Linked DNA regions of Homo sapiens: region 2 is linked to region 1. Evidence: read pairs that join two places in POLR2A ChIA-PET (ENCODE). Cell type or tissue: PC-3. All regions are shown on one strand. Region 1 overlaps LAMC1 (laminin subunit gamma 1). Region 2 overlaps LAMC2 (laminin subunit gamma 2).

Region 1 (4,000 bases):
GCAGTGCCAGGGACAAGATGGCAGTGGTTGGAATTGAGAATGGGCCGGGCTCAGTAGCTAAGGCCTGTAATCCCAGTACTTTGGGAGGCCGAGGCAGGCAGATCACTTGAGGTCAGGAGTTCGAGACTAGCCTGGCCAACATGGTGAAACCCTGTCTCTCCTAAAAATTCAAAAAATTAGCCAGGCGTGGTGGTACGCGCCTGTAATCCCAGCTACTCAGGAGGATGAGGTGGGAGAATTGCTGGAACTCAGGAGGCGGAGGTTGCAGTGAGCCGAGATCGCGACATTGCACTCCAGCCTAGGCAACACAGCGAGACTCCCTTTCAAAAAAAAACAACAAAAACAAAGGAATTGAGAATAGACAGCAGGCAGACACAGTGAGTGTAGTTAATCTACCATGTAGTCTGCCTAAAGAAGAGGAGAAGGAGGGGAAGATGATATTTGGAAGGGTTACAGGGCCAAGGAAAGACTTTTCTTTTCTTTTTTGTTTTCTGATAGAGATGAACGTGTATTAAATGCTGTTGTATTTGAGTCAGCAGAGAGGGAAAGGTGAAAAATAGAAGCTGGAAAACAAGAATGGGATTCCATGTTTGTTGGGAGACTGGTTCTCTACAGAAGGAAACCTGCCTCTTTGCTCTCTGTCTGGGTGCATATGCAAAGTGACATTGTAGGTTTTAAGGGGCAGAAGTTAAAATTCGAGTTCTACTGATGACTTTTTTTCTGTGTAGTGAAAATCAAGGATACCTGCTCAAGACTGGCGGCAAAGACAGGGAGTAATGTTGGGTGGGGAATATTTGAACAGAGTGTAGAAACTTTATAATAGCCAATGTAAAGTCCAGCAAAGGTAGCTGACTAGAAAAAAGAAGGCTTACTGGGCAAAGACCAGGTGGCTGAGAGGAGAGCAGGAGGCCATGCCTTTGTACAAACATCTCTGTGGAGGTGTGATTTCTGCTGCAGCATTCAGCATCCCCTCTGCCAATGTAAAAGAAAGACAACAAGACAAGGGGAATAAAGTTGCTTCAAGGAATTTGGAATCCAGTCTGGATAAATAAGAAGGCAAATACAGAAAATGGAATAGAGGGGTCAAAGTGCGAGGTATGTGTGTTATCTGGAATTAACTACAACCAGAACTGGAACACTAAGGAGCTTTTTATTCTGTTAAATAGCTCTACCTGAGGGTTACCATGTCCTCTCTCTCACTATACTTCCCTACTCTGTCCATCCTACTCATTTCACAATTGACAAAGTAAGAAGATCCAGTTAACAGGTAGATGAATAGAAAACTGGACCAGGTCTTCTAATTTCCAGTCTGATGACACTACTAGATTATCAACATGCTGCGGGAGCAAGTGAAAGTAGACAGTATGGCTTTAAGGTAAAGTAGCCAAGCCAAATGATTAAGGAAAACAGTAAGTGCATTTCTGGATGTATTCCAGCAACTATTCAACCAGAACATCTTCCACTCCTCACCCCATGTTCACACACACGAAGACTAACCATGGATATACACACCACCAAAAAAATGTTTAGCTTCTGAGTGTTCTACTGCCCCTCTTCCTCCCCCTGCCATATCCCTTCCATAAACAAAAAACTCAAGGGCAGATGTTTAGAATGAAGCACACAAAATTAACCAATACTTCCTGCTCTAGATCCTACAGTTCATGCTGGTTGAGGGAATGAGAGGAGGGGAACAGGCCGCATCGACAATGAGAATCCAGCCTTTGTTCATGTGGGACCAAGCCAAGGAATTCTGCTTAAGCCTCCTACATGGTAAAGTATTTCTCATCTCTCTGAATAAGGGAGAAACTCTTCTTGTCTTAGAATTGGATTCAAGCACTGACTGCTGGGGAACATAAATGCTCCTCTGTTATGTGCTACTCAGAAAAATTCCATAAGGATCTTGTGAAACAACCTCCTTTAGAGTTTAGTAATGAATGACAATAGCCATATAGAATTTTACAAAATTGCAAAATGCCCTTCCACAGCTTGAATTAGAAAAAGAAAACTAGTTCATTCTAAAGTATCAAATTAGGAGTCACTGGTTCACTACTGGCTCTTATGTGTTAACTCTTTGGAAGTCAGAAAAGGAATGCTCTCCTTGAAGCCAGACTTGATTTTAGGCATATAAAACTTTAATAAAGTTGTAGCACAAAGTCAATTAGAGATGGGGTGTGTTTAGGCTACTAAATGGGATCTCCAAACAGTTAACACAAACAGTAGTCACAGAAAGCAACTATTTGAAAATGTTTTCAATTTTGTTAGCATAACTGCTGGCTGAAACAAGAGTTCCCAGGACAACATATCCAGCTGCAAACCAGCTGTTATTGTTCCACCTCAGCGGATGGATTGCACAAATAGAGCCTCACTGATTAAGACGACCCAAGGCCAACTTAATACTGACTGTGGGATCCTCAAGCAGACACAGGCAGATGATCGGAAGCACTACAGAACAACTAAGCACATAAGGAATATACCAAGATGGTCTGGTACAGTGCAGTCACTCCAGATGCTGAAAAACTCAGTCCTCATTATTGCCTGTTGAAGGGCTAGTTTCTATTGGCTAAAACTTATCTTCAAAATTGTTTGTTTTTAAAAACTTATTATCCTGTTCCTTTCCCCTAAATTTCTGTACTCCCTTTTCATGGCCTCCCCCTTGTCAATCGGTCAAATGCCAACAGTGCAAGAGGACAATCCCTTAGAAAGTATATTTAGATCAGCACAACTTAAAAATGCAGACAAATAACCTTTACAGTTTTGTATAAAATAGTAATTCCTAACTAAATTTATGACAACAAATGCAATGGAACTTACAATTTGAGAAAGTATCCCTTTCAAATGAATGAACAAAGGGCTTCAACAGTCATGTTTTCTGAGTACAGGCAATAAGCACTTCCTATCACACTTGGGCCATTGTTAATAACGGAAAGACACGCTAACTAAGATGAACAGAGATGGAATATGGAAAGTCTCAATTCTATGTTGCCACAGTGAAATATAACAAAGCAGGTAGGTAAAATAGAAGATATCATTTTAGAATTTTTTAAAGCTAACAGAATTCTGTATCAAAAGCTATTATAAAAATAATGGTATGATTATCACTATGGAGCTAAGAGGAAAACAAAAGTTCTGAAATAGACAGTATGATTTTGGAGAAGATAAATCCGTAATCTCTATGGAAATTAGATTTTTCGATGAAGTATCAAAATAAAGTTTAAGCCAAAAAGACAATTCTCTTTCCCTATCACCCTCAAAATACTACTTGGTGCTATGGTTAAATAAGATCACAGCACTAACCTAATGCAGAAGTTCTAAAAAATAAAAGCTTTCTGCTTGCATTGCCTAATTGCAATGCCCCAAAATGCCATATACACTTCAGTAAACTGGAGGGCCAAAATTGACTTATCATAGGAATTAAAATGTGATCATAAAACAGCCATTATATGCATACAGAGAGAATTCTTAACTGAACACTAGAATGTCAAACACCCTTGGAGAGTAATTTCAAATAAGTGCAAATCACTGTTAGAGGGTACAAACAATTTCCATTATCAAAACATACGATAAATTCATCCTAATCTGCACATCTTTGCCATTTTATTTGATATACTCACCAAAAAAGATTCCCAAGTGAAATTTTAAGCCAAGAACTGGGGAATATGCCTTATTAACCCAAACCCCATGCTTCCAAGACTCAATACCAGACCTAATTCATGGTGGTAGACTACAGGCATGAATAAGTCCTTGAGCTGGGCTAAAGGAACAAGGCCAATATTCACCCCCACTCGTGTAAGCTGAGGCAAAAAATCCACTCGCTCTGCTGAACAAAGATCCCACTACAGGGATTTGACTGACATGAGATTTAACGGAGTCACAAAGAAGGCAACTAAGTTAATTATAACACTAAAGAAATAAAAAGGCAATTAAATATAAGCTACATAAGCCCATATTTCAGAAATGTGTAATTGTTAAGATATGAAAAAGACACCATAATTGTGTGGGA
Region 2 (4,000 bases), 110 kb before region 1:
GAAGAGCTGAAGGTAACTCAGCCCTGTTGCTGAGCCCACAAAGTCATAATCTAAAAATAAGCCTAATTTCTGCATTTTTGGGAAATCGATATAAAGTCCAAAATTGGTGACTACTCTGGGGTTTATTAATGCCATTGGCTTCATTTGACATACATGTAATGATAGCATTTTTTTGTAAGACATGTTATTTTGCATTTGAAATGGAATATACAACAGATTTCCCTGTCAAGTTATTATCTGAAAGTGAAAAATATCCTCTGGCTAATTGGGATACTGAGAAATCACATAGGGAATTAAACTTGTGCTAGTGGTTTGGTGACATGTGCAGCTGAGGAGCAGCTGGGGACAGCACATGGTGGGAACAGTCTCTGTCACCAATGTGTCTTTCAGCCTCTGCAGTTTGGACCCTGAAAGTTCAGTTTCTTCATCTCTTTAACAGTGGATGTGTTAACACATTGTTGTCAGACTGTTATGAGGACTAAGAAGGACATCATCTATGATAATGTTTTGGAAAATTATAAAGCATTAGTCAGATCTTAGGAAATAATATCCATCAAGCTTTTTGTGTACACATAAATTGTCTGCTTTTGGGCATTGAAAAATGCCATTCTGATTTTTTTTTCTTTCATATGGAGGGAATAAGAGAATTATTCTTGATCAGAAGATCTGGCTTACAACTTTAGTTCTTGCAATCAGTTGCTGGAAGACTTTAGGCCATTCATTAATTTTTCTAGGTCTCAGTTTCCCCACTGTCTTAATAAGAAAAACAACTACATCAATTCACAATTTACTGAGTTGCCCGCCATGTGCTTGTCAAACACCATTTTATCTCCACAGGATCCCATGACATGAATATCATGAACACTCTTTAACAGATGGGGATGCTGGAGCAGCAAGAGGTTAAGGAACCTGCCCAGAGTGACCTAATGATGATGGTGGTTGTGTCCAGATTTGCACCCTGGCTGCCTGGCTCCATAACCCACCACTGTACTCTACATTATTACCTTTGATGTCAACAAACCTGGTCCTGAACTCTTACTCTGCCCCTTAGCTCTATGACCTTGGACAAGTTTCTTCCCCTCCCTCCCTAAGTCTCTGCTACATCATTTGTGAAATGGGAAAAAACATAGCCCCCTCTTTAGTTATTTGTGAAGATTAATTAATTACTGGATTAAAAGCACCTAGAAAAGTGCCTGGCCCAGGGTTGGCACATGGCACATGTTAACTATCATATAAGACATAAATCAATACTGGGCTCCACCACTTCCTGCCAAGCTGTTCCCACTGAGTCTGGGATATCTATTACCCAAATAAAAAGAAGGAGCCAGTTTCACTTGCCCTTACCACTGGGCAAGCAGTAGACTACATGCTGAAACAGAAGAGATGACATGGTAAATCCTTCTTTACCATCCTTCTGTGCTAGGCAGCAGGTTCCTGGTCTACCCTGAGACTAATAACCTTGTCTTCAGGCCAGGCTTTCAAGCTGAGCCAATTAAATTTCTAGTTTCATTCTCACTGATCATTTCACTGGGATGACCCAACTCTGGTGACTCACAATGAAGCTGCATGACCTAAGGCAATAGGAGCTCTTCAGAGAGGTTAAATGCCCATTAAAATGCAATAATTTGTCTTTTAATTTTTTTATGAAGTTCTTTGATTCATAGGGAGGACTGCTAAATCCAAAAGATTCTGGATGCAAATTCCACACAACAAAGCTAAACTAATCTGAGTCAAACCACATTGTGACAGCAACTTAGGTGAATTTGGGGGGTGACTGCTGCGATATGGGCCTATCTCACCACAGGGTCACCCAGTTTTCTATAAGACTCCCAAACCACTCTACCAGCAACTCATGGCTGCACCAGAATCTGCCCATTTTTAGATTCTTTCAAGCTGCAGCTATCAGTTGGTTCCACAGACCTACTACACTAAGTCATTGCCATGCAATAAGGCTGTATGCTTTAAGTGGATCAATATTTATCACAGGATGCTGTTAAACACTTTCTAGCAAAGAAAAGTAGATAATGCCAGAAAGATAATAGACAAATGAACCGTTTAAAAAAAAAATCTTATTTACAGAACCACCTCTCTCTCCCCCTTTATATTTACTAACTTGTCTTTACTGTCTGTCCACAATGAATACAGCACAGTGTATGTATCTGTGTGTACAGCAAAGACCTACAGTTATATGAATATAGCACTGTGTGGGATACTTTAAAAAAAAAAAAAAAAACAACTAGCCAGGCGCGGTGGCTCACACCTGTAGTCTTAGCACTTTGGGAGGCTGAGGCAAGTGGATCACGAGGTCAGGCACTCGAGACCAGCCTGGCCAACATAATGAAACCCCATCTCTACTAAAAATACAAAAAATTAGCTGGGCGTGGTGGTGGGTGCCTGTAATCCCAGCTACTCAGGAAGCTAAGGCAGGGGAATCGCTTGAACCTAGGAGGCGGAGGTTGCAGTGAGCCGAGATGGCACCACTGCACTCCAGTCTGGACAACAGTGTGAGACCCTGTCTCAAAAAAACAAAACAAAACAAAAAAACAAACTAGCTCTCCTATGAACCAGCCACCCCATTAGGTGTTTCCTATTTGTTATTTTGTTTTATCTTTTTAGCAACCTAATGAAAGACTTCAATTTTCCTGTTTACTTGTCTGTCTCCTTTATTAGTACAACTTCATATTGCTAGCACCTAGCACAGCACTAGAAACAGATCTTTCTAATTCCTTATTTTTCAAGAGGTTGGTCAAATGGATGGCTATGGATATGAAGAACTATCCCTGAAAGAGTGCAAGCTTCCTTTGTCATCTGCTTGCAAAAGACTGTCACCTGCCTGGAAAAGTTAATAATGTGACTCTTTGTATTAGAATTCAAGACAACATGCCCTCAAGGTCCCAACTGGTTCCACCAACCCCTACTTAAGAGAAACATGTTTCCTTTCAGATTGAAACTGCTAAAAAGACCAATGTCTGGTAGGTTCCCAGTTGTTGGTGAGGTTGAACATCTCCCTCTTGGCCTGCTTGCTTTCCCTGTTTTCTTTCTTTTTCCTCCGTTGTTCCCTTCCTTCTTCTTTTCCTCCTTCCTTCCTTCCCTCTTGTCTCCCCACTGCTCCATCTCCCTCTCCCTCTTTCCGTCCTTTTCAGCTACCTTTGGAGTTACAATTGCAGGGCAAACAGCGGTCCCTTTCTCTGTGCCGGTAAAAGCCATTCTTGCACTTCTCGCAGTGAATGCCATCAGTGTTGTCATTGCAGTTGAGGCAGCGGAATCCATTACCAGTTTGTCTGTGAAGTTCCCGATCAAAGATACACTGCCTGGACTTCCCATTGCAATCACAGACTGGGGAGGAAGCATACAAAAGAGATCGTCAAAAAAAAAAAAAAACACCTCAGGAACTGTTCTAGCAGGTGTTTATGTTATTATTGATAGAAATTATGCATGAGTACTATATGGTAACCTACACTCCTTGCGGGAGGAAGATATGGGAGTGCAATTGGCAGTGCAGGGACCCCGGGGACGCCTGCTCCACTTAAAGGAAGTAGGCACTATGCAATGCTGGTGGGCTGCTGTCTGGGAGAACATGGGCTCAGGGTTGCCAGACTGTCCAGTTCCTCGAGAGAAACCCAAAATGTTAAATTACATTTTTATGCGGATATTTCTGATTTAAATGTTTGCAAGGAGTTCATTTCAAAACACTGCAATCCCACAGAGCAAGTGTGTGGGCTCACGGAGACCTGAGGATGGGCAGCTGCGGACTCAGCACAGCTATTAGCCGATGGTGTCGCTGCTCAAGATACACAACACCCATCCCACCGGTGCCCGTCAAGGCAAAGGAGTGGACGTGACCGTCTGGGCACATGTCTCCTCCCAAAGCCAAGTGTCCCATGAAGAATGACCTTTCTCAAGTATCTAGGAAGCCCATCCTGCAGATGTTCCAAAGAGACTCGCAAAGTGACTAACATCTCCATAAGGACCCGAACAGCAAAGAAGCGAAACACGGAAA

What was found. Peaks named below come from ENCODE experiments on the same cell type or tissue, not always from the same donor. Only the 100,000 strongest peaks of a DNase experiment are listed, where the experiment ranks them.
Region 2: POLR2A ChIA-PET joins it to region 1 with 8 read pairs; 2 of 35 experiments call an interaction of 5 or more read pairs at or near these places.

Annotation. Positions count from the first base shown.
Region 1 is chr1:183,095,432-183,099,431 of GRCh38, reverse strand. All of the region lies in intron 1 of LAMC1 (laminin subunit gamma 1), which reads right to left. Among named protein-coding and RNA genes, the nearest start is that of LAMC1-AS1, 44 kb to the left of the region's middle. In PC-3, no CTCF peak of the experiment used is centred here; no DNase peak of the experiment used is centred here.
Region 2 is chr1:183,207,217-183,211,216 of GRCh38, reverse strand. It overlaps LAMC2 (laminin subunit gamma 2), which reads right to left. Exons shown (of 23, transcript NM_005562.3): 2 at 3,148-3,336. Among named protein-coding and RNA genes, the nearest start is that of LAMC2, 23 kb to the right of the region's middle. RefSeq lists an enhancer at 1,389-1,518. In PC-3, no CTCF peak of the experiment used is centred here; a DNase peak (open chromatin) is centred at 1,516; H3K27ac peaks cover 1,343 bases.